Regions from separate parts of the Mus musculus genome. Here regions 1, 2 and 4 are each linked to region 3. The links are chromatin loops, found by intact Hi-C in ENCODE. Cell type or tissue: heart. All regions are shown on one strand. Links, peaks and the distances in the headings refer to the core of each region. The heading gives the core; the rest is flanking DNA.

Region 1 (5,928 bases), core at 446-5,445, 160 kb before region 3:
AAGGCTTTACAAAGTTATGGAAAGGCTATTACTGGGCATCCTGACTGAGAGTTTTATATTCTGTCAAGATCTGAGTTGATGAACTCTCAACATTGACCATATTCTAACCTTGAAATCCCTAGTTGGACCCAATAGTGTCTCGTGCGTGTTGCTGATTTTTGAACTTCTTTTCCCACATCCCATCTGGTACTAGAGATTTTTTTTCAAGAATTAACAGAGTGGAAGAAGTAACCTTTCTATTCCCACAGTGGGTGTCACCTGAACATGTGAGTACCCCACCCTGCTTTGTGCATATTGTATAGTACTTATATGGCTTAGCATCCCCACAGATCCTGAAGTTAGAAAACCACCCCTCAGTACCATCCATGAGCCAGTTCTCTGGCTTTCATAACCTTCAGGAATGCATGCAGTTCACGCCCAAATTGGCAGTAGGTAATGTACTTTGTTCTCAAAGTACAGCCCTGCAAGACGCATAATACGAAACATCAAATACTAACTATAAAAATTGCTATTAACCTATGAGAAATATGTCTTTGTCTCTAGGACTCAAAAAGTAGGGGTGACCTAATATGCAAAATAAACAGGAACTCTGTTTAGAGAAAGTAAAGCTCTAATGACAGACTGAAGGCTTAATCTCAGCATCCTTTCAGTATAAACTGTCTCTCAGATTCTGCCCCAGTTCTTCTATAAACCATGCTGTCCTAGCAAGCCCAGGCTGAGAATCAATTGCTCATGCTAATTCTGAGAAAGGAAATGGTGTATACAAGAAAAATACACAAACCCAAAAGGTCAGTTCCCATACATGTAGAGAACCATTGGATGTAGTGAAAGAAGTCAGAGCTACAGAGGACAGAATTAGAGGCAGTAAGCGTTTCTAACATCAAGTGGCTAGGTGCCTGAAGACAAGAAAAACAGTGGGGGATTTGCTTTATATGGGGAAAAATGTGTTAGACAGGCACCATGACATAAACCCTCCTTAATCCCATCTGTTATAATGCATTATGTGGTCCCACTAGAAGCTTTCTGTTTCAGCTAACTTGTTATTTGGTGCTACCACATTCAGCATCCTGCAGAGGTTGCCCAAAGCATGAAGAGAAAAACCAGACCTATCAGCAAAGCCATAATGTCTCCAAGGAAATGATGACATGTTGAGCCTGAGGTAAGGCTAACACCATCCTAAAAATGGATCCGGGATGAGAAAATAGATGCAAAAGAGCTCTGGAAGAATAAAGCAGTGCACTACTATGTGTTGCTACTGTTAATGAGGAGGGTTGGCTCCAGAACACAGTATCTCCTGGCTGGACCCAAGGTCACCCAATCAGATCTCAGACACAGCATAGACACTTCCTGTTTTGAAGGATAAGCCAAAGCCTTCGTCATCCTTTCTCCCCAAGTAGATCCTGAATGTTACTCAGAAAGCTGTGTCATTCTTCTTCCAAAGTCTCTGCTAGTTTTTAAATGAGAGCTTTTATTTACATCCCCTTAGAAACACTCCCTAATGGTAGTGTCTCCAGTACCCTTGTCTTGGGTTATTTATTTTTCTATCTTGTCTTTAAAACATTTAGGTTCATTGGACTAAGTATAAGAATTACTTTTAAATTAGAAATCAACTCAAAACAAGATGCAAGTGGGAACTAGTGAGTCTTCTGAACTTCAGTGAGATGATTTAAACTAAAGCACAGCAATGCCCACAGACACAGGTTTTACCTGTCCAACCTCATCTCTTTCCCGGAAATCGAATCCTAGAAATCCTAGGACTTTGAAACCTGTTCTCTAACCTACCAGTCTTTCACCCTTCCATGTGCCAAGCCAACACTCTTAAACCACAGCACTTAATTAAGAGCCCTAAAGAATCGAGACTATGTAAAAATCAAAATAAGGTGCTTTAGGTAAATAAAGCACCAAGAATAATCTTAACTATCCATCCCTATATTTGTCTATACTAAAAGCACACCAGCTAGATGGTAGAAACATTTGATTAAACAGAAGACTACAGCTCAGGTCCTCATGGATCTCTAATAAGTATTGATTATCACTGAATATCAGAGCTGAATCATAAAGATCTGTATTGAAAGCAACATGGAATCCACAGGGTCTTTAACAGTTACGTTGCTCAACAACCACATCACAGATGAAGTATGTGAGAAGCAGGAGGAAGGACCTTTCACCTGTGACCACACTACTGGTATAAAACATGATTTTTCTGATACACTGTGCCTTTTATGATACCAAGAGGAAAGTTTTCATGTCCACCACACCCCAACCCCCCAAAGTAAACATCTGCCCTGATTCTGAGACCTGATGCCTTTGCTCTTCAGATAGTCTCACAAGAAAACTGGCAGCAGTCATCAGTGTAATATTTTAAATGTCATAAAAATTTTAAGGTTTCTCTTCGGAGAAGAAACACCAAGGTTGCATGAATTAAAATATGTATTTAATTATGAAAATTATTCATAATTAATATTAGATCGCAGAAGGTAGCAAAGTAGCAAGGATTTGCAGAAAGGCTTGTTACCACCACCTTTGCCCACCCTCCCACCCCCTACCGCTCAGTCACAGCATGGCAAATAGCTATTCGGAAATGAAAACTCTCATAAATATATATATACCACCCTGAGTACCCCACCATTTCAATAACACTAATTGCCCTTTTTTCCTTGCTGCTCCTAGCCATATTTCTTGGAAAACAACAGCTGTGTTTATTCAAATAGCAGCATACTGATGACTTGATGACAGGGTAATCTGCTGGAATTCCAAGTGTGACGGTCCCAGAGACAACTTCTCGGCACACCAGAAAAGTATCCTTTGCACAGTACAAAGCTTCAGAAAGGAATCCCCACTTGGTTAGCACGTGGGATTGGGTGTTCCTTGTTTCAGTTTCTTCCAGTGGGTATCATATTTTCTAGTTCTTTCAGAATTCTCTTCCCATGCACCATTGTCAAAAAGGAAATCTGCAACATGAACATTTTCGCTCCAATAGCTTCTGATTAAACAAAGTCTTGGATCACAATGAAAACAGCCGCAAGATTTAGTTCAAAATCAAAGCAGTAAACTCCACTTGTTATTTTCTGTGAATCAATGGGCACTGGAGGGGATAATAATAGAGTAAGAAGTCATTTACTGGAAAAACAAAATGAAGCAAAACAAATGAACAAACAACAACAACAAAAAAAAACTAAATGCCCATGGGAATGTAATTAATTAGCAAAGATTAAGTTCTCACAGCAGCAAGGGTTAAATTCTCACAAGGCCTTAGTCATCTTCCCTGATGACCTGCAACATGTAACTGCCAAGGCTAACAACTATAAAGCATGCTTAGAAATAAACTAAGTTCCAAATACTCTGGTAAACATTTAAAAGAAATGAAGCAGCTGGCCTCTTTTTAGTAAAGATAACCTGTAGAACTTGGGACGTTCTAGATTTTTCCTCAGATGGTATCTATTAAGAGCTGAATTCTTTGCTGCAGGAGGAATTACATCAACTTAAAGTACAGTCTTCTTAGACTGATGATTTTATTTAACGAGGCAATAACAGAAGTACATCTGGCACAAAGTGTTTTTGGTGTCCTCTTGTGTGCTTTAATGTACATAAGCTCTTTCAATGAAGAGATCTTTTATTTCTTTTAGATAGAAATTTTGAAGCACACACATTACCTTTGGTCCAAGGCCACCAGATAAGGGAAAGAATTAGGCTTCCTCCAAACCTCTGACTCTGTGACCCATGTTTTTCAGCAAGATGCTATGCCACTCCTAAATAAATAATGTATATGTGGAGGAAAAAGTGTCCATCAAGTACCGAGAACACAAACAATCACAGGAAGTAATAACCACTTATGCTTAAAGAGGATTTACATAAGAGTCCCAGGTAAGGCGGGGAGGACAAATAGGCACCGGACTTGAGGGGTCTGAGTGCAAACGTTGTTCTGACGTTCAGATACACCTCAATCATAAGAGATTCGAAATTAACTGAGGAAGCTGATCTCCAACCAGGAACTTGGAACTCTTTCAAAAACACTATTCTCTGTGTTTCCTGGAGAGAAAAACAGGAAACGGGCTTCTAAAAAAGTCTGTTCAGGTTGAGTTGGACTTTCAAAAGACTTCCTTGCCAAATGAGTTTCTAAATGAATTTATGGAAATTGTTCTTTTAGATACATTTGCATTTTGCTTGGTTTCGTTCGGTTTTTAATACCAGACTAGACTCGTGTTTAGCAAATTCCGGTAAGAGACCAAACCCAGCCCCGTGAGGGAGGGGGGGAGGCGGGGGGAAGGGGTTACTATTTGGAACAAAGTGAAAGAAGAGCCTAATTCTGCAGACAATGAAGTCATACTTTGTTTTCTTCTCTCCTTTGAGAATATTCTTAATATCACTGAAACGGTTCTGTGTAGATTTTATCTGCCGCAGATTTAAACTAGAAGCCTCTATCCACCCAGCAGCTGACTCAGACCGATGCAGACAACCACAGCAAAACACTGGATGGAGTTTGGGAACACTTATGGAAGAACAGGAGGAAGAATAAAGGTTCCAATGGGCATAGGAACTCCACAGGAAGACCAACAGAGTCAACTAACCTGGACCCTTGGAGTTCTCAGAGACTGAATCACCGACCAAAGAACACATATGTAACAGATATGCAGCTTGGTCCTCGTGTGAGTCCTGAACAACTGGAATGAGGGCTGTCCCAAAAGCTGTTGTCTGTACATGGGATGCTTTCTTCTAGCTGGGCTGCCTCAGGAGGAGAGGCTGTGCCTAGCCTCACAGAGACTTGATGCATCAAGGAGGTGGAATACCAGGGGAGCCCCACCCTTCAAAGAATGGGAGGTCAGCAGAGGGGAAGGATTTGAGGAGGGGGTGACTGCGATGGAGATAGTGAATGGGATATAAAAAATAGTAATATAAATAAGAAAATTATAACAAAAAAGTAGAAGCCTCAAAAAGGAATAGCAATTTCAATACAAAATGGCAATTAGTTGTCATGCATGAGACTGTCTCCTAAATTTTTATGAAAATTCCTAAGAAGTTAGGAAAATAATATCATTTTCTTCTCTTTTCTTACACATAGGTGCACAAACTACATAAACCACTGTGTCTTTGCATGCTCTTATTATGTGTGTTTCTACATAAATCTGTGCTTACTACATATTTATATGTGTGTAGAAATACATGTCCATGAATACTGTTGTTCTCTCTTTCTCTCTCCCCAAGTATATGTGTGTGTGTATGCATGTGTGTGCATGTGTGTGTGTATATGTGTGTGTATGTGTGTTAACCAGCTTTCCATAAAAACTCTACCAAAAGAAAAAAATCTCTGATAAATCACTTTGTAAAGAAAACAGTTTATTGTAGCTCAGAGTTTTGGAAGTTTTCATCTATTATGAGTTGGCTCAGTTGCTCTTGGCAACATAGTACACCTCAGTTGGAAACATCTTGAAGATCAAGGCTCTTTACCTTATGGTGACTAGGAAGAGGAAAGAGAAAAATACAAATGCCCCACAACCCATAACAAGAGAACACCTCCAATTATGTAAACCCTCCCAATAGACCATACTTCTTAAAGGTTTCTACCACCTTGCAATGGCACCAAAGTGGTGACCAGGTTTTTAACATGTAGGTTTTAGGATCTAGTCCAGGTTCAAACTATACCAATATGTGTAAAATAATATAGTCAGTACAAGTATAATCAAAAAGCACAAATCAGACTCAGAATCATAGGAATTCCTCAAGAAATTCAGGAAGTACATAAAAACAGCACTAAAGAAAACATTTCAAGTTTGAAAAAAAATTTACAAATCTATGTATTTCTTCAATAGTTCAACTATGTACCAGAAAATATAAAGTCAATATATATATATATATATATGTGTGTGTGTGTGTGTGTATATATATATATATATATCTCACTATAAAAATACTTGTGAAATAACTCTTACA
Region 2 (5,928 bases), core at 519-5,518, 70 kb before region 3:
TGACACAAGGTCACACTGGAGTGGAGCTCAATTCTGCTAGGCTGGCTGGCAATTAGCTTCAGATATCTGCCCTTTCTATCTGCCCAGTGCTGGGATTATGCCACTACGCTGAGCTTTTCTGTGGGTGCTGGGTATCTGACCTCCTCCTCATGTTTGTGTAGCAAGCACTTTTCCAACTGAACCATCTTCCCATTCCATTACTATTAGGCGTTTTACATACGAAGTTTTAATTTCACGACTTTGTGAGTTGGGAACAAAGCAAACGGGGCACGTGTGTGTTGGTTCACATGCATTTCTGTATGGATACATATGGAGGCCAGTGTGCAGTTCCTGGTGCCGTTCGCCTTGCTTGCTAGGTTTTGACTTTGAGGTAGGCTCTTTCCCTGGCCTGTAGGTCCCGGTGTCTTTTTAGCTCTGCCTCTCCAGTGCTAGGATTACCAGCACATATAGCTATGCTCAATTTTGTTTTTTATGTGAGTTTTGAGGACGGAATACAGTTCCTCTTGTACAGGTAAGTACTTTCCTGACTGAGCCATCTCTCCAGACTCATTACAAAGTTTAAATTTTTTAAAAGGCTAAGTTTTACATTTATAAGCACAGAAACACACATACATAGATAGACGATAGATATAGAAAACTATGACCCCTACCAGTACTTGTCAATTCCAAAGCTTTGTGTGTGTGTGTGTGTGTGTGTGTGTGTGTGTGTGTGAGAGAGAGAGACTACAGAGTATTCAAGGTTAGAAAAGAGCTTTTAATATTTGTCAAGTGTTCTGTTAGAGAAAATAAATAATGATTCACATCTCAGAACATCAGTTCAGCAATTCCACAAGTCTCTGATAACCAAAAAGATTGAAGAAATCAATTGATATTAGAAATAAAAAATTTTAGAGAGATTAAAGTGATTGAAAGTATGAACACTCTATATAAAGCAAGACCGTTGAGAAGTTGGTAGGCTCTCTACATTGTGCTCTCCCCTTCCCATCATGCTCTTGGCCTTCCTGCACTTTTCTGTGTCCTTATTAAACTGCCGCAGTAGCCTGAGTGTGAGCGTCTGGTATATGCATGGAAAACAGCATTTACGATTTGGCAAAACCAGGAATCCAAGCCCTGTGTGTTTTAGCCACTATTTGAGTAAGGTGTAAGTGCTGACAGAAATCCTTCCTTGTAATGAATCCACCTTAATAGTGGCAACAGTGAGAGTACTGCCTGACAGAAATTTAATAAATCCTGTCACATGTGGAGAGAACACGATTAAAATGCCAAGTGAACAAGTAGTAAAACAAGCCACCATGCCCCGAGTCCTGCAGAGCAGCTCACCTCAGCCCTCCCTTTGCGCTGCTCTGCGTTCTGGTGTATGATGAAACTAGGATGTCCCCCCTACCCCACCCCATCCCCTCGCTTGTAGTCAGTCTCTCTCTCTCTCTCTCTCTCTCTCTCTCTCTCTCTCTCTCTCTCTGTTATATGCAGAAAAACCTCAAAAACATAATGGAGAATTCTAGAAGCCACAAAACAAGCTTTTAAACTCTCAAGCAAGTGAGCTTTCTGCTTCATGCACTGTGATAGCATAACACAATTCCATGAGATAGTTCTGTTTGAAAAGCCCAAGAATATCTACACACAGTTTCGGGAAAACAAGATGCCATTGGGCCTTGTCTGCAACCCCTCAGGCCTCCCGGCCAATCAGCACGAACTCATCTTTAGTTCTTGGGGCAAAGTTTCACACTTGCCACTTCTCAGTTTTAAGGTGTTGCTCTCAACTCAGAAACTGAGATAAAAACATTTCTCCCAGTGTAAGTGTCTCAGACTGTCCCCACCTCTGTCCTAGAGGTGCTAAGCTGATGGAATGCTCATACATACAACCAAGGCTAGGGCGGCCAAGGCATGGATTACGGTCGTATGGTGGGATGAGGGCAATGAATGGCTGACCTTGATGCATCAGAGCCTGAATCTTTTAACATTGAATCACTTCGTTTTTATCCTTAGGAAACTAGGATCGCTTTCATTTGGTCTAAAGGACTTTTTACTATTTTCCAGGACTTGTAGGCAACCCGTAATCCATATGACAAAAAAAACAACAGCCACTTAAACAAAATAAGTAACAATGGATGAATAAAGTTTTTAACAAGCACTGAAAATTTATCATGAGCTCCTCCCCCCCACCCCAAAAACTAAGAAAGCTGTCTTCATACTGAAAAAGAAGACAGCTCTCGGAGTTTCATATGTTGGTTTTCCCAACTTGCTAATTGTTTTCTTGATCAGTGGTGATAAGGCCCACAAAAATCATCACATTGCTGCGATGACTAATTCTACAAGCATTCTCAAATAAAGCCAATTGACCATTAAACTGCTGCCAACTGTGGCCTATTTCTTAACTGATAGACAGCCCAAGAAAGCTCTCTGGTCACAAACATACACGCTAAAATCTGGCGGGGGGTGGGGGGGAGAGGGGGGAATGTTGAGGGGGGAATCAATTGACACACACTGCCCTTTTTTGGTAGATTTGCAAGTTCTTCTTTCTTTCTTTTTTATTTTTAAATTCAAAGGCCATGAATGCAGATAGCTTTCCAGTTGTCCTTGTGTTTCCTGACTGAAAGGACTCTTTAAGCACCCTCAACATGCTCAGACTAGTAGCTGAAACAATTCCATCTTTTCAACCCCTGATCGCAACCCTTCTAAGATTTTGATGAGCTACACACATGGAGCAGATTTTTAAGTAATAGTGGCCCTTCAGTTTCTGAAGTCCTTTCAGAGCACAAACACAGTGCGTGCACTTTGCTTGCAGGGCTCTGCTCATTTGCAGGAAAACCATATTTTGCACCACATCCTCACATATTGATATGTTGAGGAAATAAACAGCTAACATCACTTCCCATCCATCTGCTAAGCTTGTTAGAAAGATGAACACCCAGTATTCAGATGTTTTTCGCTCAGGTTTGAAATTCCACGCTCAGCATAATTTGCTTTTACTTTGAAAGACAAATTTTAATCCAATTAGATGGAATTCACCTCTTCTCTTAAAAAACTAACAATAGTACTAAAGTAGAAAAGCCAGCCATGTTGAATATTGTCTAGATAGTTCTACCACCGGGCTGCTGTAGAGACTCTTAACAAAAGACAGTTTGCTCGATTTTGCTACTTAAAAAATATCAGTTACTGCTCATTTACTGATGATGTAAATCAAAGTCCCGGAAGAAATAATCTATCATTCCTAACAAACTGTTTTCAAAAGATCTTTATACTCATCCATCAGTACCCAGAATTACACAAGCTCTGCCTGAGTTGCAAATATTTTAAAAGCTTGAAGCAAAGCAATAAAAGTCAATTAAACAAGCAAATCTCTGGCAGTCGTGGTACCCACTGGAAACTGAGCCAAATGCCGTTGTGCAAAGGCATTGGGAACAGAAAGGGCATGAGACCCCAGGCTTGTCTCTTCCCAGTGTTTCTGCCTTGCCTTTGCCTTCTAATTAAAATGACAGCTCTTCAGGGAGCAACATGTCCTTCTCCCTGCCTTTCATATGCTCTACATATCATAAAGGATTGATGATCTTACAAACTACATTTCAGGGAGCAAGACAACAGCAATGAACAATAATGCTGTTTTATTAACAGGTAGGCACACAGCTGAGAACTTCTAAGTTATATGAAATATAAATCATTGAGAGAGCCTGAACAGTAAACTAAAAGTACTTTAGTAATGTCAGCTTTAATTTCTTTTATATGCTATACTAGGAGGATTCCATTATATCTATTTCCCCCAGTGGTAAGGACCAAACCCAGGGTTCTGCATATGTTGGGTAAATATATCCCCAGCCCAATATACATATATTAATAATCCTTTGGTTTTAATATTAAAATGAAGAATCTTAGGAGAGTCAATACAAACTAACCTACCTCTTTTAAAACTCAAATTTATCAGACTTTGTCAAGGGGCCACAGCTCCTGAAAGTAGGAAATAATTGCAGCAGTCATGGTGCTGTCCCAGTGAAGCAGCAAAGGTGGTAGAAAAACAGAATTTGGAGCAGGAGAGGTTTCTAAAGGGGGTCTGTTGCCCAGCGCTTCTCAAACTGTGATATGCACCCAGATCTCGAGGGGTTGCCATTGAACTGACTCTGAACTGCAGGTCTACCATGAAGCCCACAACTGCATTTCCAACCAGTTCCATGGGAGCTACTGTTGCTTCTTGCCCAACTACATCTTAAGCAGCCAGTGTCTATAGCTCATCCCCTAGGATTTTAAATTTTCACAATGTAAAACTTCTACCTATGAAAAATGTGGTTACAGCAACAACAAAAGAAAGAAAGAAAGAAAGAAAGAAAGAGAGAGAGAGAGAGAAAGAGAGAGAGAGAGAGAAAGAAAGAAAGAAAGAAAGAAAGAAAGAAAAAGAAAGACAGACAGACAGACAGACAGACAGACAGAAAGAAAGAAAGAAAGAAAGAAAGAAAGAAAGAAAGAAAGAAAGAGAAAGAGAGAGAGAAAGAAAGATCCTAACATTATTCCTATAAGGAAATAGAAACCATATTGAAGTAACAAGAAACACGTGAGTTTTACACATCCAAATGTAAACTATTCTAAATTAAGATATTTATTATCTGCAAGTCAATGCCACATGAACAACCAATGATAACAGATTTAAGAGAAAAAGAACTAGGCTTACTACTTTCAGTCATTGGAGTCTTACCTTTCCCCCAATCTAGTCAAAGAGAACCTTTACCTTATTGCTAGACTCTATGGCCTCTTGTTTCCTGAGAGATCTTGCTGCCAGCAACCTCTTACTCGCCTGTCCCTTCACCTGTTCCTTCCTCCCCCTCCTCCCCTTCAAGCTCTATACCCTCCCTAAAGGAATTTTTTCCTAAATATTCTTAATTGAAACATGATGACATCATTTCCCTCCCAAGTATTCTCCCTTTAATCCCTCACAAGCTCCCCCTCTCTAATCACAATTTGATAGCCCTTTGTCGCTTATCATTATTATTGTTAGATACAAATCTAATAATACAGCCAGCTGAGGCTATTGTTGCTTGTGTGTATATGGTTTCAGAGCAAGGCTCTTTGCATTAGAAAACCAATAAAGATCTTCCCTGGGAGAAGCTAGTATGCCTTCCTCCAGCTGTGTGATATTAGTTCTTGCAGTTCTTTGTCTAAAGTTGGGACCCAGCGAAAATTTCCCCTTTCTCATTAATATGTCTATTGATGTTCCCATTGTTCTGGTCTTGTTTATTTAGCCATTTCTACAAGAGACTGTTTCACAGAAGACAACCTGGTAATCTGACTCTTAAAATCTTCCAGCCTCCTTTTCCCTGATGTTCCCCAAACCATAAATACAGAAGCTGTGGTGCAGATGTATCCACTGGGGCTAGGATCCCATGATCTGTTGATTTCTACATTGTGTCCAGTTATAGTTTGCTGTGATAGTTTGCTGTATGGAGAGGCTTATCTGATGGGGGGTAGTAGCTACATTTACCTATGGGTATAAGGATAAGATTTACAATATAGGACAGAATATGCTGCTCTAGCAAGTGATAGTAGCAGCTATTTTGCTAATGTCCATTAGCTTCCTATCCCAGGAAAGCTAGTTAGTTTTTCAGTATCATGAGTGACATCTCTCTTGTTGAGTGGCCTTGAAGTTCAATTAGACAGCTGGTGACTGACATTTGTGTGCCAATCAGTGTGCCTTCGTGGGTATCTTGCCATGCTGGTCATTGTTAAGGTTCATAGGTGTTACAGTTCAGCAGGCCTCTTTATTGCTTCCCTCTCTTGGAAGCCTTGATCGTATTTCATAGAAGCTAGAACACAGAGAAGAGGCTTTCAACTCAGAGCCACCTTGAATCATCAAGTCTTATACATTAAATGATTGGTGTCTTCAGCAATGGGGGTCCAACTCCTGAGAGACAACAAAGAGTTACTGTCCATATTCTGTTTTGTTTT
Region 3 (5,928 bases), core at 262-5,261:
GGAAGTACTGCCCACACTCAGGGCGGCTTTTCCTGCTCCAAATGACCGGATCCAGAAACTCCCTCACAGGAGTGCCCAGCAACTTGTACTTTAATTAACTCTAGATGTGGTCACACTGACAATCAATATTAGCCATCCCTTCCTCTAAATCTACACTTCTCCTTTTCTGAATCACCATAGCTTTTGTGAGACACACAGTCAACCAACCAGAAATCCCTTGTCTAGTCTCCTGTTGCAACCAGACAAGGAATGACGACATAATGACTGATCTCTCCAGTGGAATGTGAGCAGAGGTGCTGAAAGTAACCTTCTTCAACCATATATAAGTTAATGTGACCAACAAGGTAGTGGTCTTAGGAATGCCCGGCAGCCAGGTTAAGTGTCCTTCTAATGCATTCATCACCATTATGATGCTAAGACAATACATCTAAATAGACTATGTTCTCTGTGTGTGTGTAAATGATGAAGACTGACTGGCCTGCTCTATAGCTCATGCTCCCCATCTGATTCTTGTTTCTCAGGGCACACTGTTTCCCGTGGATAGAGATGAACATTTTAAGCTAACATTATTTTCCTCTTCTCCTCAAATATAAAACTTAGATTCATCTTCAAAGTTCTACAAAATAGACCAGCATAATTTTTAAAATGGAAAAACACACAGAGACGCAAAGGAAGTTATGAAATTCTAATTCCATCCATAGCAATTTCACCAAACAAGTCTTTCTTATTGGCATATAACTGTAGCTCATATCTTCTGTTTTTATAGATGTAAGTTCATAATCACTACACAGTCTAAGGTCAATTTCTCTTTTTTAAGGTTCCTTTAGAAACACGCACAAACACCCAAAAGGAACTAAAATAATCTCACTATATGTATATATGTATGTATGTATGTGTGTGTATATATATGTATATATATATATATATATATCTTTCAGATTATAATTTACATGACTTAAAACCCACTTATTAAAATTGAAAAATACTATAGTATTAATACATTAATGGTGCACATCACACTTTACAACTATCTGATTCCAGATTTTTTTCTACCTCAAAAAGAAACTCAATATACACTAATATACTCTTCTCTTTCCTTGGCTCAGCCTCTACCATATAATAGTTTATTTACTCTTTGTTTCTCTGTACTTTATCTTAAAGATTTCATAGGAATGGAATAGTATACCAAGTTGCTACTTGTGTATGTGTGCATGTGTGTGATCATTCATGTCATAACATATATCAGTAACTTTATTATTTATAAGGTTGAATATACTCTCTTATATGGGTATGTTCTCATTATTTATCCATCCATTAGTTAGGTGGGTGAATAACTTGATTTTTGTTTATTATTTTGTTAGTATGTGATATCTGCATGGTATTCTTTGGAGTAAGAAATAGGCCATCGAATGAGATTGTACCATATTACTAATTTAAATCTCCAATGATAAGCTCTCTGACAATAAATATCCCTAACAACAAACTATCAGTCTTACCTGTGTTCAGTTAGTGTAGACAGCTGGAATGGCCCCTTTCTAATAGGTTCTAAAGAGGACTAGAGTGCAGATACAGGACAGGGAAAAGGGGTGAGTGTGAGGTACAAAGAGGCAACTTTCTAAAACTGCAATACAGGAGGGCATATTCAGGAAATCTGCCAGTAAAAATGTCTGTTACCATTCAAATAAAATGGTTAGCCTGACCAAGGGCAGATGTAGGTCCCAGACTGCTGAGATGGGCTCCTATCTTTTTCAGACCTGAAGCAGCCTGTGGCAGTACTCTTCTGGCCCTAAAAGGCTGAATATAAATCATGCTTGTTGGCAATTTCTGCTGACGTGCTGCCTGACACATGGCTTAAAAGCCTTTCTCAGAGCTGAGAATAAATTCCAAGACAGCAATGACAGCTATAACAATGATGCCACATGTTAAAGCATTTAAAAGCCCTCAACAGGAGTAGTCATTCAACACAGCATCCTTTACTCAGACCGCTCCTGCACATTGCAAGACAATAGAGAGTGGGCTGTGCTAGGCTGCAGGAGAAAGGGAGAAGAAAGATCGTTCGCACCATCCTTCAGAGTGAAGTTGCTAAACATTATTCAGATGAAGTGGCCCCTGTTCCACCCTCACCTCTTCTAGCCCGAAGGGATCAAGTTCTTCCAAGGCATTTCAGTTGTGAGCAGATGTCTACCGTGCGAGAAGCAAAGGAGACAAAGGGGACAGAGCAGTGCTTGAAAGAGCATAATAAACACAAATTACGCTGCTGCCAATAGACCGTGCAGCTTTCATTTGCAATCTGGCTTATTCCACGTGATTTGCTTCTAAAGGACTTAGTCTCGTTCTGGGATTGGTGTTGGGAGGAGGTTAGACAGATACGGAGTCCTTGGGGTCAACTCCGGGGACTGTCCAATGGGGAACATGTGCTCCAAATGTATTTCTGAGGCTCAATAATTCTGCTTAAAAGTAAAGCCACAAAGAGAAAGGGTTAGCCCGTCTCATAAAAAGGGATAAAAAAATAAATAAATAAAAATGCTATCCTTTCCACAGTCTGCTTTTGCAAGAATCTGCCAAAGACTAATTTTTATTGTTCCATAGTAAATGCTACATGTATATGTATATATACATGTGTGGCTCAGAAAATACTGCTTTCTGAAGGGAACATGCTTAAAGTTCACAAGAATGACTCGGCAACAAGGAGCAAACCAAGGGACTTTCTTGAGTCCAAAGAAAATAAGAAATTCCCTGGCATTTTGCTGGCTCACAGATATTCTGCAAAATGTCCTGGGATAGAGACCATCTGGACAAAGATATCCCCACAAAATATGAACTAGAAAACAGGAAAAAATACACCCCCACTCAGATCCAAGCCAAGAAGCCACATGATTGACGGTGGTAACTTCATGCAATGCTAAGTGGAAAAGGAGCTAGGCTCTAGGCACAAGGGAGTACTTAGGGGACTGGGGCAATGGCCAGCAGAGTGTCACGAGGGCAGAAAGAACAGTGTCCTGTTGCCCATGAAACTATAGGAGACTGGCCAAAGATGAGGACAGGAAATTGAGAAAGTTCCATTTTTATAACTACTTCCATGTTCTCCAAGAACCCCGAAGCTGCCTAAAATAAAAGAGTATTTCCTGGCTGACTTTGGGTAATTGAATGGCAATTTCCTTCCTGGAGTCCACTAGAGTTGGAAAGCGTATAAGGGTAAAAGGAGCTGGAAGGTTTCATCTGCTAAATCAGATGGATTGTCCAGTTATCACCCCTGTTAAAGGAGCATGGAGAGTAGGCGCAAACAAGTGCTGTTTTCACCCATGTTAGGGAACGACAACGTGTGTGTGTGTGTGTGTATGTGTGTATGTGTGTGTGTGTGTGTGTGTGTGTGTGTTATCAGTTACTCTAACACTTTAAAGGTTTTACTGGACTAGATCTCAAGTGTATAGATTTATTTTAAAGACTTTCATTAGAGTCACTGGTGGTCTACAAGAATAGACAAATATGCATGTCGTGTTATCTTTGATGCTTTCAAACTTGGGAGTCAGCCTTTTCATTCTTTGCATGGAAAGGTTACTGGTGATTTTATTTAAACTGAAACCTAAAATACTGTTTCCTGAGCAGAGTATATAATCCCCACCCCCCACAAAAATCTCCATCAGCTGCTTACCAACAGTCAGTCTCTGAGGTAAGGAACCAGTGTCTAATGTCACTCACCAGCTGGTCCTGTCCCATTTTAGAGGTCCACTTTCCAGAAAAACCATTTACAACTTGTAGCCCACAGTTCTACCCTAGTGCAAGAGAATGTGGTCCAAAGTACCATCCCTAGGCAGAGGTCAAGTACAAATGAAATTGACTGCTGCCTGTCAAAGAGAATAATGACTCAAAGACACACTGGGAATCACTACTCCAGACCACAAGACAATCTTCAGCTATTATCAGAGCTTTAAAAACAAAAACAAAAAACAAAATCAATCCAGATGGCCAGGCAAGCAACTTTGCGGTCCTGGTTGCTAAGCACCACTTTCTAGTCTAGAGCTATTGCTGCACTATCCAGCCCTCATTGTTTCTTAATTTCTCTACAACGGTGTATGTGAATGTGTGTGCATGTGTGAGAAAGAGAGGGTGGAGGCATCTAGATATGAGATAAAAGATACAGATACTTTTAAGATTAATGTGTTTAGAAAATGAAAGACAGAATAGGAAAGATCCATAGTACTCCAGCCTTCTCATCTCTTTTTCTTCCTCTTTCTTATTTCTCCTCCTCACTCACCTCCGCTCTCTCTCTCTTCTTTCCTCCTTTCATTTTTGTCAATAGAGTCATTTCCCTACACAAATATTTTTAAAAGCCCATTGGATTAGTGATACAACCAAGTAATTGAGCAGGGCGTAGATGAGACTCAGAATTAGTCTTCAACATCACAGAACCATAAATGAAGAAGATGAAGAAAGGGAGGAATGAGGGAAACAAGAAAGAAGAAGGGGAAGGAGGAGGAAGAGGAAAATTAAAAATTTGGCACAAAAAGATAGAAGTGGAACCCCTCCAGCAAGGCACTCCCCTCCTTATTCACTAAGTACAGTTTTCCTTCCTTAGCCACAGGGATCATTCCATTGTGTCCTCAGGATGCACAGAAAGTCTCAAGGTATTAGTATAATACTGAAGACCCAGCTATATCATTCTTGGGAATATACCCAAGAGATGCTCCACCATGTCACGGGGGCACATGTTTCACTATGTTCATAGCAGCCTTATTTGTGATAGTCAGAAGCTGGAAACAACCCAGATGTCCCATGACAGAAGAATAAATACAGAAAATGTGGTTCATTTACACAATGGAATACTACTCAGCTATTAAGAACGAGGACATCCTGACTTTTGTAGGCAAATGGATGGAACTAGAAAATAACATCCTGAGTGAGGTAACTCAGACTCAAAAGGACATATATATTGATTTCTACAGCTGCCCAGTCATAAAGTTCTAGCTACATCCAGAGGTTCTAATACAAACTGTGAGATGGCTCAGCTAATAAAGGCAAGACCAAAGACCTGAGTTCAATATCAGGTCCCACATGGTAAAAGGAGAGAACCAACTCCTGCAAGTTGTTCTCTGAGCACCACATTTACACTTTAGTGGACATGTGAACATACACTAAATAGATAAGTCAATGTAATAAAAAGATTAATTTCTTTTAATTTCTAACCTTTTCTTTGGAAAGAATACCTTGAATGAGTTAATAAAAGGTAGCAAACTGTCTTAGAGTTTGTATTCCTGCACAAAACATCATGTTCAGGAAGCAAGCTGGGGAGAAAAGGGTTTATTCAGCTTACACTTCCACACTGCTGTTCATCACCAAAGGAAGTCAAGAGAGGGACTCACGCAGGACAGAAACTTAGATGTAGGAGCTGATGCAGAGGCCATGGAGGGATGTTACTTACTGGCTTGCTCAGCTTGCTTTCTTACAGAACCCAGGACTACCAGCTCAGAGATGGTACCACCCACAAAGGACCCTCCCCTCTTGATCACTAATTGAGAAAATGCCTTACAGCTGGATCTCATAGAGGCATTTCCTCACCTGAAGCTCCTTTCTCTGTGATAACTCCAGCTCGTGTCAAGTTGACACACAAAACCAGCCAGTACAACTGACACACAAATACATCACTATTAAGCCTCAACCCTCACTTTCTTATTCATCCCCAAGACCTAAGTAACTTTAAAAGTCCCACAGTCTTTACAAATTCTTACATATTAAAATTACAATCCCTTTAAAATATCCAATTTCCTTTGAAATTCAAAGTCCTTTTTACAATTCAAAGTCTCTTAACTGTGGGATCCACTAAAATATTTTCTTACTACAAGAGGGAAAAATATCAGGGCACAGTCACAATCAAAAGCAAAATCAAACTCCAACTGTCCAATGTCTGGGATCCACTTATCATCATCTGGG
Region 4 (5,928 bases), core at 400-5,399, 350 kb after region 3:
CTAAATGTCTAAGAGAAGATACATTCAGAATTTGTCAGTTTTCACATAGTATGCACACTTGATAGTCATAAGAAAACATTGTTATTGTGGTGTCAAAATAAATACAATTGGAAACTAGTTATCTAGCTAGCTAGATACACTTAAGATATTTTCTCTCTCTCTCTTTCTCTCTGTCTGTCTCTCTGTATGTGTGTGGGTTGGGATTAAAGGAGTTTGTAGTCCATGTTATGTGTGTATTTATTAGTAGTACATACAAGTCTGTAGTTTAGAACGATTTACTTGAATTTTAGATGTGCATAGCTAACCTCCTACCAAATCGTTCCACCTGGACATGTCTTAGTACTTCCCATTCAAGGATAACGATTGCTGTTTCCAAATCTGGTTTTCAATAAATGTAGCACTTATATGTGTGAATATGTAATTGAAAATCTAGGATGTGTCCCAGTATTGATTTTCAGTCCCTCTACTGCGTTATTTATCTATTTTCTTCGGGGTGCTCTCCTCACGGAAAAACTAGCCAGTTTATTTAAGTGAGGTTGTTTTACAGATACTTAACAAGATAGTGACTTCTTTCTACTGCTTTTACTCTTTAATCATACATTTGTTAGTGCAAACCATTAATAGTCTATCTGCTGTGAAGTTCATAAGAGCCTGAGTAGTTAGTATTTGACATGAACAGTATAGTCAGTAAACATTGTTTGAATGAGTGGATAAATGAATGGGTGAATAAAGTTTTATATTTTCTGATGTTTGACAGTAATTTCATTCCTTCATGATAAGCAGCAAGTCTCTTTCTAATCTGGAAACCTAATTCTTGGCATTAAGGTACTGATTTGATTTTTAGTTACATACAGTTTCAGTGCTGAGTACTCAAAGCCACCATTTCCATTTTGGGAATACAGTTGTATCTATTTGTATAGTCAGTGATCTCTTTTGGCTGTTTTGACTATATACTGTAACTATTTCTACTTTGAAAAAGCATGCCCTTGGTTCCTCTTATTACTTTGTATCTTTTTGTTCTAATGTTCTTTTATTGAGAAGTATATCTAAAAAAAACCTATACTTAAAAAATCTGTTTTAGTTATTTTAATTCTTTTGCTTTTGTCTTGCCCATTTTTAGCACAAAAAGGTTTGGTTTTGTCTTCATTCGTTTTTGTGTTGGATGTTTTATAGCTTACTCTCTCCATTAGTTAGGAAGTTTCCTGAATAGGCATAATACTTTCTAAGATTAAGAGTAACATTTGCTTGCACTGACATTGTGAGCTCTGAAAGTTCTTGTGTGTAAACAAGATCCCAGTAATTATTGTGCCTTCGCATTCCCTGTGAAAGAGAGGTTCTCTCATGGTATGGAAGTATTAAGCTGTTTTTTTGATGGATAATGAATAGCCTTGGATGATATCAAGCAAACAACCACTATAGAAAAGTGAATTGTCATTTCTTTTTGTCAGGTAGTGTTCTCTGTAGAAATAGTGGCAGCGGGGGAACGTGTCATCTGTTGGAGTTTTCAAGCTCCCTAGCAGTGGCTAACATGTATTTTGCTTTATTTAAAATTCAGGCAGTTATCTCTTTTGTGGTGACTTGTTCTCTTTTACTACCTGACTATCCTCAGACTGAGAAATGTGCCTATATACTTATTTCCAAGGGACTACTACTTATTCAGTTGTTACATACTTCCTAAATTTAAAGTTGTTATAGTACCGGAATTATAGTTTGAACTGCTAACAATTGCTTAATTCAGACTGTGGACTAAGTCATTTAAACTCTGTTCTGTCAGGGTATATTTTGATTTATTCATGTTGCTACAGCTGGACAGGGAGGTTTGTAACAGAGCTAGTTTATCACCAGGTTTTATTTAATTCTGGCCATCGTTCTTTGTGTTTTCTTCCTGGTTTGTCTTTCCTGAGCACACACATAGCATTATTCTGTGTTTCACCTAGTACATTCCAAAAATGTGAGTGAGATAATTTACTCACTGGAAGTAGGAAATTTCAGAGGGTCTTATGAAAACTGTTAAAAAAAACCAAACAAACCAAAAAACCCAAAACAAAACCCCAAACCACCACCACCACAACAAAAAACAACAAACAAAAACTCAAAACAAAACAAAACCCCAAAACAACAACCAAAAAACCTCCAAAATAACACAACAACACAAAATAAAACAAAGCAGACAAACCCTAGAACTGGAAAGACATCACAGCTCACAAAAGCCTAAGTTTGATCCTTAGAACACACATGGAAGGAAGGGAATAGAAAAATTGCCAACCACACAGGCAGCCAGGCTGGGTTGATGATGCATGTTTGCAACCCCAGCACAAAAAGAGTTGTGGCAGGTGCATTCCTGGGGCTTGCTGGCCAGCCTAGCTTGCTTGGAGAGTTCCAGGTCACTTGGAAATGGCACTTTTGGAATGACACCTGAGGTGGCTCCCTAACCTTCATGCACACACTCATAAAAGCTCTTAGAATCCCTGGTCTGAGAGAGCTGGATTTCCTCAGGGCTTTGTTTTCTGGTATTTGTTAAAGGCAATACTGCCCTCTGCTGTTCAGAATCTAATTGCAGCTCCTGTTCCCCAGAATTGCCTGTTTAACCACTCACACTTTAGACTTTCAAATCTTTACAAGTAATATGTAATATCTAAAATTTATTTTACTTGCTGGCTTGAGCCCATTGTATCAGGTAATTTTGGGTTATTTTTACATCCAAATTTATTTACTGCCACCCTAATAGGTGTAATTTAAGGATTTTTCCTTATATTTTTTAAAATAACACTTTCCTCTGGTTATAAGGAATGAGTTTTTCATTTTTATCTTAAGAATACAGTCTGCTGAATCACTGTCAACTCTTAAAAAGCTAAATCATTCTTTCACCTTTGTAACTGATGTGTCATTTTTCATTTCATTCTGAATACGAATCGTAATTTCTTTTGCCTGTGTTTTTTCTTCACAAGCACGCCTTTCATATAATGATAGAGGTAAGACGCATTGCTGTTTGTTTCATGGTTGTGAAAGCTTCTGTGGATGCACAGCAGCCATTTGTCCTTACAGTCGTGTTATTGTTGCTTTACTTTGCATCCCTTATAGTTTATCTACATTTTTGTTATAAAAGTCCTCTCTTTTGTATCCAAATATTATTCATTTGACATAGTAAAAACATTTGGTTTTGAAGAATTGTTAGCAGTATTTATGCTTATCTAAGGTTTCTTCTGATTGGAAGATAAAACCTAATGAGGGCATTAGCCCTAGGAACCCAGTAGTTCTTTAAATGTCAGCCTTACTCATTTAAATAAGAGATAACTTTCTGGTTTAGCTCATTATCTTTTAACTTAAAATCTATATTTTCCAATGTCATCTCTAGCTAATGAATTAGCTGCATAAATAACACCTTTGACAAATCTGTTGCTGCCTTGAAGGATAGGGCTGTTTGTATTAGTATGTAGAAGTATCTCAGGAATAAGCAGACTTGATGACAGATGGCTTTGCTAACCCCTTTAAAGAGTAGCCCAGAATGGGTATACTAATGCCACGGTGTAGGGGCTTTGGACAGTCAGACTTTACCAGTAACTGCAATTTCAGCATACATTCTTATGTCTTGAGAAGGAATGCACAGTCAGAGCCATTTCTGATGTGTGTCTTCTAAGTTTTATATATTGAATGGTTGTTGAAACAGCACTGGGAACTCGAGGGAAGATTTTCAGAAATTCTGTAGTCCTTGGAATTGCTATCTTCCAAGTGTTTCTGTGCATCACGGCAAAGCTGTGCTTCACGGATGCCATGAGTTACAGAGTTTAAGTTCCCTTTTGTTGCCTTGGGGTTTACATGTTTAATGATAGAAGTCTTAGGTGTTCTGAATACATTACTATTCTGATACTAATAAACTGAGAATAATTTCTAATATACCTTATACAATAATTAAAACTTAGATTTTAGAGATACATTTAAAACTTCATTCTAATCACTTCTTGTTAAGAAAACAAAAAGCTATATCAATGATTGGTATTTTGTATTGTGTAGTTATTTTTATTATGAAGCTGAGTTTTAAGCCCACTCTTAGGTATCCATGAATATAAAACTATAATAAGAGTACATCATCATTGGCAAGAGTGAGCCTTTGCAGATCTCTTTCTTCCTTTTTGAATATTGGCCAGTGTTTTGCTTTTTTATTTAAATTTTTTATACTGTTAAGAAAATTTGACAGTTGTATGTTTTGTAGCAATTAATAGAAAAATTCTGAGTAAATTGTAATATCAAATGTTGATCCCAGATTTCTCTCTGAGACGAAAGTATGTTACTAAGGGAAGCCCTGTAATCCTATAGGACCTTTGAAGTTTATCTTTCTATCTAGAAGACATTTAATATACTTTGAACTCCCTGTTGTATTATTAATCTGAGCTATTGAAGACATGACCTCAATCCTGTTTCATGTCTGTAGCTGTGCAATTCTGAACACAGTAGATGTGTGTGTTCTCTCTAGAGACACTATTGCTCAGTGGCTTTGTTGTCCTTTTTTCTCTGTTCAGTTATCTGAAGATTGTAGTATTGCTGCTTTGAAAAATTGATTATTGCCATTTCTATTTAGTTATTTCTTTATAAACTTATATGTTTATTCTTGGACCTTGCAGACTGTCTAGTTTTCTTTGCCTTTGCTAGATTGGTGTTCGCCTTTTCCTTTCAGTCCCCTCAGTCAGCCTGTCCATGCCAGTAGAATCCTATTACAGGCAGAGGTGGCTGTAGAACGGTAAGGGAGGATCAGCTTCCCATAGCAACTTCCCAGAGAGACAGAGTCACAGTGAGCCTGGCCTTCCTGTAGCGTTTGTAGATAGCCTCTTTGGTCTGTCACTCTGCTAAACGGAAGCACTTTGGCTTTATTAACCTTTTATATTTTTAATTTGAGAAGAACAGCAATTTTTTAGACATTTAAAAACAAACATGACTTCAGAATGAATCACAGGAAGTCTTTCTTCTGCCTTACTTTAAAAAATAGGAGTTTTCAAGCCTTTAAAGGACTACCTACAAGTTGCATTCTTTTTCTATAAAATATTTTGAACTTTTTTTTTTCCCCTGGGGTAATTTTGATGCTTAATTGAAAACTCATAGACTCCCAAACAGACTAGTGACTGGAGGATGCCTATAAGGAGCACTGTAAGTTGTGGAACATTATGAAGATCTAAAAGGGGAGAAGAAAGTTAGGGCAAGATGTACTGATCTTGGATAAAATGTCATCTTTTAGTATCTAAAGTGCTACTGGTAGTCTCTCCTTGCCACAAAAATTTTAGTTCCTTCTCACAAAATGTAAATAAGCACTGAGACATTCCTGATGTGTGTTCTGCTGGCTTCCAGAAGCTTCTTCCATTCTGCGTGAGCTGCAGACGGTAAACTGAGAGGACACTTTAAACAACGGGTTGCTATTCTGTTGGCATTGGGAGTTCTCACTTTTCTTTCTCCTTTATGTAGTTCCCTGGCCCTATTTTAAAGATCCATCATGGTAGCACTCTTGTCTCTTATTCAACATTCTATCTTTCCAACTATGACTACCATTTTTCTAGATTTATTTATACTTTTATTTTTCTTTTCAGTTATTCTTAGAGAATGATTTTTATTTCTGGTCAGTTTGGGGAAATAGCTAAAGAGATGGACTGTTAGTATCTTGAAAAGTAAAAATGAACAAAGATTGTCTATAGAAACCTTTCTCTTTTTTGTTTGTGGTTTTTCTTTTTGTTTTGTTCTTGTTTTTGTTTTTGTTTATTTTGAGACAGGGTTTCTCTGTGTAGCCTTGGCTGTCCTGGAACTCACTCTGTAAACCAGGCTGGCCTCGAACTCAGAAATCCACCTGCCTCTGTCTCCCAGGTGCTGGGATTGAAGGTGTACACCACTGCCTGGCTTTCTCTCTCTTTCTCTCTCTCTCTCTCTCTCTCTCTCTCTCTCTCTCTC

What was found. A loop is a pair of places that touch in the nucleus more often than their neighbours do. Peaks named below come from ENCODE experiments on the same cell type or tissue, not always from the same donor. Only the 100,000 strongest peaks of a DNase experiment are listed, where the experiment ranks them.
Region 1: a loop joins it to region 3, with 5 times the contacts of the local background. A loop is called at or near these places in 4 of 42 quality-filtered maps.
Region 2: it touches region 3 in a loop (5-fold over the local background); 4 of 42 quality-filtered maps call a loop at or near these places.
Region 4: a loop joins it to region 3, with 2.4 times the contacts of the local background. A loop is called at or near these places in 3 of 42 quality-filtered maps.

What each region holds. Positions count from the first base shown.
Region 1 is chr2:48,377,634-48,383,561 of GRCm38, forward strand. All of the region lies in intron 1 of Gm13481 (predicted gene 13481), which reads right to left. Among named protein-coding and RNA genes, the nearest start is that of Gm25338, 3.7 kb to the right of the region's middle. In heart, for the core only: no CTCF peak of the experiment used is centred there; no DNase peak of the experiment used is centred there.
Region 2 is chr2:48,466,780-48,472,707 of GRCm38, forward strand. No RefSeq gene overlaps it. Among named protein-coding and RNA genes, the nearest start is that of Gm13481, 12 kb to the left of the region's middle. In heart, for the core only: no CTCF peak of the experiment used is centred there; a DNase peak (open chromatin) is centred at 2,772.
Region 3 is chr2:48,536,947-48,542,874 of GRCm38, forward strand. Gm39809 (a long non-coding RNA gene) reads right to left here and starts at 2,201. Exons shown (of 4, transcript XR_866192.1): 1 at 2,125-2,201. In heart, for the core only: no CTCF peak of the experiment used is centred there; DNase peaks (open chromatin) are centred at 1,975 and 2,965.
Region 4 is chr2:48,883,726-48,889,653 of GRCm38, forward strand. All of the region lies in intron 4 of Acvr2a (activin receptor IIA), which reads left to right. Among named protein-coding and RNA genes, the nearest start is that of Orc4, 63 kb to the right of the region's middle. In heart, for the core only: a CTCF peak has its summit at 2,548 (motif pointing left); no DNase peak of the experiment used is centred there.